Regions from separate parts of the Homo sapiens genome. Here regions 1 and 2 are each linked to region 3. The links are chromatin contacts, found by Hi-C or POLR2A ChIA-PET in ENCODE. All regions are on one chromosome and are shown on one strand. The core of a region is the stretch at or near the end of the contact, and the rest is flanking DNA. Distances in the headings are between cores, read along the strand shown. Region 1 overlaps XPNPEP1 (X-prolyl aminopeptidase 1). Region 2 overlaps XPNPEP1 (X-prolyl aminopeptidase 1). Region 3 overlaps ADD3 (adducin 3).

Evidence for each region. Hi-C counts contacts between places; a loop is a spot of excess contacts on that map. ChIA-PET counts read pairs that join two places held with the same protein, here RNA polymerase II (POLR2A). Pooled maps may share reads with other maps.
Region 1: a map of heart right ventricle shows a loop between it and region 3 (2.7-fold over the local background). The contact joins two enhancer-like sites. A Hi-C loop is called at or near these places in 6 of 168 maps with a recorded cell type or tissue (cardiac septum, chondrocyte, endothelial cell of umbilical vein and 3 more), 7 of 37 single-sample maps with no recorded cell type and 17 of 50 pooled maps. POLR2A ChIA-PET finds 5 or more read pairs at or near these places in 5 of 52 experiments (CD4-positive, alpha-beta memory T cell, Caco-2, H1 and 2 more).
Region 2: a pooled map shows a loop between it and region 3 (3-fold over the local background). The contact joins two enhancer-like sites. A Hi-C loop is called at or near these places in 5 of 168 maps with a recorded cell type or tissue (CD4-positive, alpha-beta memory T cell, GM12878, OCI-LY7 and 2 more), 14 of 37 single-sample maps with no recorded cell type and 13 of 50 pooled maps. POLR2A ChIA-PET finds 5 or more read pairs at or near these places in 9 of 52 experiments (CD4-positive, alpha-beta T cell, CD4-positive, alpha-beta memory T cell, GM12878 and 6 more).

What each region holds. Positions count from the first base shown.
Region 1 is chr10:109,882,886-109,885,585 of GRCh38, forward strand. XPNPEP1 (X-prolyl aminopeptidase 1) reads right to left here. Exons shown (of 21, transcript NM_020383.4): 9 at 1,182-1,263. Among named protein-coding and RNA genes, the nearest start is that of XPNPEP1, 39 kb to the right of the region's middle. Within about 2 kb of position 1,391, at least 12 of the 41 ENCODE cell types and tissues checked have a DNase peak (open chromatin) inside an H3K27ac peak, as active enhancers do.
Region 2 is chr10:109,902,438-109,905,137 of GRCh38, forward strand. The region is part of intron 3 of XPNPEP1 (X-prolyl aminopeptidase 1); the gene reads right to left. Among named protein-coding and RNA genes, the nearest start is that of XPNPEP1, 20 kb to the right of the region's middle. Within about 2 kb of position 1,299, at least 8 of the 41 ENCODE cell types and tissues checked have a DNase peak (open chromatin) inside an H3K27ac peak, as active enhancers do.
Region 3 is chr10:110,066,800-110,069,499 of GRCh38, forward strand. The region is part of intron 1 of ADD3 (adducin 3); the gene reads left to right. Among named protein-coding and RNA genes, the nearest start is that of ADD3-AS1, 60 kb to the left of the region's middle. Within about 2 kb of position 1,337, at least 11 of the 41 ENCODE cell types and tissues checked have a DNase peak (open chromatin) inside an H3K27ac peak, as active enhancers do.

The DNA of each region.
Region 1 (2,700 bases), core at 141-2,640, 180 kb before region 3:
TCATTAAGACCTTGGGACCCACAGCCTAAATCTCCATCTAATCTGTCCAGCTCATCTACAGCCTCGCCCAGTCACCACTCAGGTTCAGGTCCCACCATCTCTCACTTGGGTTAGTGCCACAGCCTCTAAGTCTTTCCCCATCTACCGATGTTTCAGTCATAATATTCTTTACAACTTGTACATCTAACATGTGGTTCCCTCTGAAAAATTCGTTCAATAGCTTCCCACTATTCTTGTTCAGAAAAAGAACCCAAGCTCCTGAATGTGGCCCACAAGGCCTCTCTTTTCTGTGGCCCCTGCTCACATTCTGGCCTCACTATGTTCTGACCTCACTGAACCACTTCAGGTCCTCCACATGCACTGTGCTCTCTACTGTCCAGAGTCTCTGAAAATGCTGTTCCCTCTGCTTGGATCATGGTTCCCCGCCCCTCCTCACCCTGCCATTCACCTAACTCACCCACATTTATCCTTACTCTCTGCTTCAAAATATTACTTTCCCCAAGAGTCTGCTCTGATCTCCAAGTCTAGGTCAGGCCCCTCTCGTAACACCTGTATCTGTCCCACAAGCAGACTGGTGCCCACTTATGTGCCCAAATACTTTAGAAAGAGGACATGCTCATCTCCCCAACTCCAGCCAAGGACCCCGTCCTGTTTCAGTCACCCTAGCACCTAACAGAGACCCTTAGCACATCACCAGCACTTAATAAATGTGTTGTCTTAATGCAAAAAGCTATTGAAATAGAACAGTAATGAAAAGAAGGCCACACGAAATGCTTTGAAAAAATAAACTGACAATTCAACAAAGCGTAGTTGGAGGGGTTTTCCCATATTATTTTTGACCTTCAAAATGACTGGGTTTATTTGCATTGTGGACCCAGAATTGTATAATTGAGCATATATACCCCTTAACACTGGCTGCTAGAAAACTTGACATCAAATGGGTGGCCCGAACTATAGACACTTTCATGCGTTTCAAACCATTTTGGGGGCTCAAAGAGAGGCAGGATATAAATAAACACCTACTGCTAAGGAAAACAAGAAGGGAAAATGTTAAAAGGGCAAGAAAAAAGAAGCACATCAGTGAAATATCAGGCAGTGATGGGTGGGCCAGGACCAGAAAGGGCACACTAGGGCTCTGAGGAGCTCTGGAAGGGAGTTCCAGATGCAGGGCAAACACTCACATGATCGTCTCTAGTCCTATGATTGCGTAGGAGAAAAATACTGGATTGTGCTCCACATCTGATCCTCGGAGATTAAATAGCCCTAGAAAAGAAATCAAAATCCCTGTCACCTGTCTGACTTAAGATGTTAAGGGGTCGCTTGTAGCGGGAGGGAAGAGCTTCAGCTTGGAGTCCAGCTGCTGCGCAAGGATTCAGTGGAATCGCACAGAAAGGCTGGAAGCCTGACTCCCGTCTGGTTCCACCTCTGAGCTGCAATTGCTCATGTCCACCACGTGATGGCACCAGAGCTGTTTCTCAGGCTTCCACATCACTGCCCGGAGAAGGGAATAAAAGCTATTAGTTGAAATCCTGAGAACTGCCCCCACAAGGAGTTGAAATGATCCGCCTAGTGGTGACCTGCCAGGCCTGGCCTTGAAGCCGACAAACCTCTGGCGCTCCCAAATAAAAAGGAAGGAGACGAGCACTCTCTCCCTTCTGAGGCAGATGACCTAGGGTAGAAAAACTGAGACCCTCCCACAAGGGAAGCCAGGCAAGCCTCCTCTGTAAGGGTCAGTGAGCCCCATGGAGACGGAGCTTCCTGTCAGAGGTGGAAAGAAAAGCAGTGAGTCAGCAAGGCTGCAGCTCACCAATGAAATCAGAGCCTGCAGCCCACCCATGGGTCTGCTCTGGCACCACGACTGGGTGGGGGACCTGCGGACAGCCAGTAACAGTGATGTTGCTGAACGTCTGAGAACTAGACAGACCAGGAGAGAGCACAGTTCTGGTCCCAGGACTTCCAGCTTCCGTCACTTGTTCTCATGAGGATCAGAGCAAAAAAACGCCTGGGCATTAAAAGTATAACCTCTATTTTAAAATAATGGCTTCTTAAAGTGATGAGGCACCATTTTTTACCTATCATACTAGCACTTCTTTAAAAATGACAGTACCTGGTGTTCAGGTGTGGCAAGACAGACAAATTCAAATACAAAGGTGCAAACTTTCTGGCAGACAAAGGGCAAGATGAGTCAAAAGCCCTAAAAGCCAACCAGAAATAGGAAGAAAATTATCAAACACTAAGACATGGATTCATGAACCAAGATTTTGATGGTAGCATCATAATAAATTACAGGATTACTGCAAATAACCCAAAGGTCATCCTTAGGGAAACAGTTAAATAAATTATGGTATAACCACATGATGGAGTATTTAATACTCACTTAAAATTATGCTTGTATATGCTTATAGTGTACTGATACAGTGAAAAAATCAGGCTATAAAATGATATATGCATAGAATATTGACACTGATTATCTCTAAGTAACAGAATTTATACGTGATTTTTTTTTTCTTCTTTTTACTTCCTCTGCATTTTCCAAGTTTTCTATCATGGGATTGTGTTTTTGTTACAATCAGGGAGAGAGAAAAGTTTTACAGGTGTTTTTCTCTGACGTTGAGATCATTAAGTTAATTAGGGATGTAAGTCACTGACACACTTGACAATGTTTTGTGGATGGAAGATGCAGGGACTGAAGAGAGAGGA
Region 2 (2,700 bases), core at 49-2,548, 160 kb before region 3:
GCAAATCTGGCATCTGAACCCAGAGAGGCTCTAGAGCTCATACGCTTACCTATATGCTAACTACCTGCCCTCTGCATTTGCCCCAGACCTAGCCCTGAGCAGCAGTCAGAAAACATGCAAACAAACAAAACACAATTTCTCCACGTATGTAAGACAGACAGCTAAGCTACAGCAATAGAAATGACAGTTAAGATTATAAAAGAAAGAGTGGAGAGGGGTGATGAAGATGGAAGGACAGCAAGAGTGCAAAAATGTAAGTCTGTGAAGTCTAAACAGTGACTTCTGCAATAAGAGCAACAGCTAACACCAAGCAAGCTTGATACATTTTGTATTTTCAGGATGTTGCTACAAAACACATCTGTCTCAGATTAGAGCCTCAGTTTCCTCATGGAGGGAAAAGCCATCTAATTCTGATATTGCAGGATCATTAGTAGGAGATAAAGAGCTGAGGGAAAGCCTGGAACATCCCCTGTGGCTTAGATGGCCTCACTGCCACTCCCAGAAGGAATTGCTTCGGGTGTAATAGGCCACACCTACTGTCAAAGATAGAACATTTTTAAGTATCAGTCAGGGTGTCCAAAAATCAGCTTTATGATGACCAAACAAACAAAAAAAGCTGGCAAAGGAACAGCACCCAGGACCAAGAACATCAAGATAAACTTGACTCAGCTATAAGATGTCGGTGTCTCCTACTAGTAAACACACAGATAATATCCTAACTCCAGGCAAAAGAAAACTGAAATTGAAATACAAACACTACAAAGCTTCCAACACACCCTTAACCAGAAACCTTCAACTCTTAATTCAAGTAACATTAGCAGGTCGAATCTTTCTGTACACTGAGGCCTCCCCTGGAGGTAAAGATTCACAAATAGTAGAGCTATTAGGAGTCTTCAGCTGAGGCTCCATGACGACCTGTGAGAACCCTTTCGGAGGAGGGCCCCAATTTCAGACAACTGTGCCAGGGGACTTACAGAACTGCCCAAACCAACTGCTACATAATCATCATGTGCTCCAGTTGCGGGAACCACCATCTGCTCAACACTAACAGGGTGACTGCAATCAAATCAGCCTAGGGCAACTGTCCAATGCTTGAAGGGCAGAAAATTAAAAATGCCACTGGTGAATCCAGCAGAGAATCCAGGTGACATGAAGCCCACATCCAAAGGCTGAGGCCTAGGACTGACAGGAAACAAGGAAGAGCTCATCAGAGGGGCCCAAAGAAAAGAAAAAACAAAATTCCTTGAAGACAAGGCAATGGTCTGCCCTTCTTAAATGGGGGAGTGCCCAGCTCCTCTGCTACCTACGACTCATACCATAACTCAGGCTCAAATCACAGTGGCCAGCCTACTTCCTCACCCAGTCCTTGGTCAAGATGATATTTTGCTTCATATGAAGTTGGTCAATCTTTTTTTTTTTTTTTTTGAGACAGGGTCTTGCTCTGTTGCCTAGGCTGGAGTGCAGTGGCGCAATCTCAGCTCACTGCAACCTCCACCTCCTGGGTTCAAGCGATTCTCCCACCACAGCCTCCCAAGTACTCAGGACTACAGCCATGAGCCACCACGCCCAGCTAATTTTTGTATTTTTTGGCAGAGATGGGGTTTCACATGTTGACCAGCCTGGTTTCGAACTCCTGACCTCAGGTGATCCACCTGCCTCAACCTTCCAAAATGCTCGGATTACAGGCGTGAGCCACCACACCCAGCCTGAAGTTGACCAATCTTATTTGTCTATTCTAATGAACACAAACGAACCTCACCAAGTCTATCCTTACCTTCCCACTGCCTACTAGATCTAACAGTTATGCACCCAGCCTCATGGCTTCCTCACATGCCACCACCCCGATTCCAGCTTGATATTCTACTTTTCCTATATTCTGCCAGGCTGAACAGCCAGTGAGCTGGTGCCTGAATACACCTCTCACTCTGACCTCTCCCTTCATCCACCTCTACATGCAAGACCCATCATCGGATGAAAAGTACTATCACAGAACAACATATAAAGGTATTCCATGAAACACTAGAGTCTCCCACCCCGCCCCTGAAATAACTGGGAAAATTCCATGGACATTTAAGTCTGAAAAATGCTGAATACTTTATCCCCTCCTTAGAGGTACAGAGTGCACATCAGCATATTAAAGGCCCTGAGAAGTCCTGCAGCTATGAAACTCATTGGGGCAAAGGACTTGAATAGACATTTTCTCCAAAGAAAATATACAAATGGGACCAAAAAGCATATGAAAAGATACTCAACATCACTAACCATCAGGTAATGCAAATCAAATCTACAATGAGCCATCACCTCACAACAAAACAAAAAATAGCAAGTGTTGGTGAGGAAGTGGAAGAACTGGAATGCTGTGTACCATTGGTGGGAATGCAAAATAGTACAGGTGCTGCAGAAAACAGTATGGAAGTTCCCCCAAAAATTAAAAATAGAAGGATCATATGATCTGGCAATCTCACTTGTGGGCATATATCCAAAAGAATGGAAAACAGGATCTCAAAAAGATACTTGCAAACCCATGTTCATTGCAACATTACTCACAATAGCCAAGAGGTGGAAAAAACTGAAATGACCATCCACAGATGAACAGGTTAAAAAAAAAAAGTCTCTAAATAAAATGGAATATTATTCAGCCTTATAAAAGAAAGAAATCCTGTCATATGTTACAACATGGATGAACCTTGGACACTATAC
Region 3 (2,700 bases), core at 87-2,586:
TAATTGTCTAGAATTTTTTGGAAATTCTAAAACGAGTATTTCCATGAGCGTTTCTTACTAGTGGTGTGATCTATATAATGACATTATGTTGAGAGAGGTTTGTATATTTAGATCCCTCTTTTGCACTCTAGCTACAAATTTTTGTTTACAAACTGGTAAGCCAAAATATTAAAGCTACACTTGGTTGCTCTGTTCTGACTGTGTTAAGAACACGGGTCTAGGTGCACTGATTGGTTTCTGGTTTAGCAAGCACACCTTGACTTTTGTATTATGGTGAAAGCAAATGCTTGTTAACTGTATAGTGCCTTTTAAAAAAATTCCTGTAGGAAGATATTAATGCTTAGAAAAATCAGTAGATTTGATTAATAAATCATCTATAAAAAACCTGAAATATTTTTCAACTTTCATTTCCTAGAGTGTAGTAAAGGCAGTAACTGTTAAACGTGAAATCAAATAAAGTAATTTGCACCTGGAAGAAAGCCTTTCTAAAATTATTTCTGTAGTTTCTAGCCACATGATTGAAAAATACAATAAATGTATATTATGTTATTACTTCTCATTTGCAGTTTTTATAAACTTTAAAGCAACTTCAGAGGTGCTAACTTGGGCCTTCTTTCTTCCCTCCACCTCCCCTTTTTATTTAAAGCATCATATCATTTATTATATTGGACCAGCAGGAATGAGTTTAAAGAGGTTGAGAACTGTTTCAGATTAATAACTTGGAAATATCCCACAGGAGTCACAGTATTGCTTATCTTGGATTAAGTTTTAAGAATCCAGTCATTGAGAATTATTTCTATAAGCTGCCATATTTAAAGTTGGAGTGAGGAAGAACCTTACACTGATCCACATACCCCAAAATTCGTGTCAGTGTACTTTATGGGGATCTTGTAGTTTGAAGGATGGCATGGTCCACAAGATAAAAAGCTTCATCATGACAGTCAATAAGTAATGTTCTGGGTTTACATAGAGTTTATATTTCTTTCCTCAAGGTTCTCAGTTTTTCATTTTCATGTATAAGGTATACATCGCTTTTCTAAAACACCAACAATGCTAGATTATTTTTGCTTTGATTTGCTTTGTTTTTTTCATATTCCTTTGAATGATTTAGTTATTACTTCTCTTTGTTTAATATTTTTTAAAGGGATAACTATTTATCCTAACTTTCTCTATACTGGAAAAACACCCCCTTTCCTTCCCCCATTTACAGGATTGTGCAACCTTTCAGTTAAACAAAACCAAAATTGTTCACTTGCTCAGTGTTCCACCCCCTTGAAATAAGCCACATAGCTCTCTATGGGTGTGGCCCAGCGTCTTTGGCTGCCACAGTTACTTGATCCCCTTATCTCATGTCACCCTTGGCTCCCTATATTGTCTCTTCATCTGGTTTCTTAGCTCCTCCTTTTCCCGCTTCCACCGAGTTTTTGTACTGCTCCTGTCACTTTGCTTCTCAGAAGTTCAGAAGCAATTGTCATGAGCTTTTCCACCTCCCCCCCTCCTTTCTCTGAATCTTCTGAGGAAGTTACAGTTGGCCCTCCACTTCTGAGGGTTTCGCATTCTCAGATTCAACCAACCACAGATTGAAAATATTAGAGTAAAAATACAGAATAACTACTTACATAGCATTTACATTGTATTAGGCATCATAAGTAATCTAGAGATGATTCAAAGTATTCAGGAGGAAGTACAAAGTTTTATGCAGATACCACTTCATTTTATATCAGAGACTTGAGCATCCTGGATTTTGGTGGCCATGGGAGGTCCTAGAACTAATCCCTGATGGATACCTAGGGACAGCTGTACATATACACTGTCCAAAGAATTCATTGAGGATTTCCTACTCCAGGATTAAACTCCTGAAGTGAACGTTTTGAAAGGCAAAAGGATTTTTTCTTTTTTGTCAAAGTTTAGATGTTGTAGGTGTGAATTCATTAGTATAAAGTACTTACAGCCCTTGCTTTATATAAAGTATATGCTCCTAAAAAGTTGGCTAGTGGCTGGTCATGGTGGCTTATTCCTGTAATCCCAGCACTTTGGGAGGCTGAGGGAGCTGGATCACTTGAGCGCAGGAGTTTGAGATCAGCCTGGGCAACGTGGTGAGACCTCGTCTCTGCAAAAAATAGAAAAATTAGCTGGGCGTGGTCATGTGAGCCTGTGGTCCCAGCTACTTGGGAGGCTGAGCTGGGAGGATTATTTGAGCCCGGGGAGGTTGTGGCTGCAGTGAGCCATGATCATGCCGCTGCACCCAGCCTGGGCAATAGAGTGGGACCCTGTCTTAAAAAAAAAAAATTGCCTGTATCTCAGTATAACATGGTTAAATGCAGGTGCGATTACTATTTAAGACAACCTGGCAAGGAATCTTTAAATAATTTACATAAATAATCCTACCTTAATTTTTCCATTTTAAAGGATTTTTCCTCTCAGGTTGTCATGATTGTATATGCTGTAAATGATCTGCATATTCTTCTTCATAAAAATGGAAGATTTGTTATTTATTTGTACTTCAGTGTGGAAGCATCTTAAACATTAACCCTGTGGCATTTTCTCATCAATAGTAAGTTGATCAAATGAGTGACCCAGTCTCAGCAATTTAACATATCATCCCTTTCAGCTTTAAATGTATATTTAATCACCTTAGCCCATTTTTCAATCCACAAAAGTAACCTTTCTCATATATCAACAGCTTTCTGGGCCAGTGAA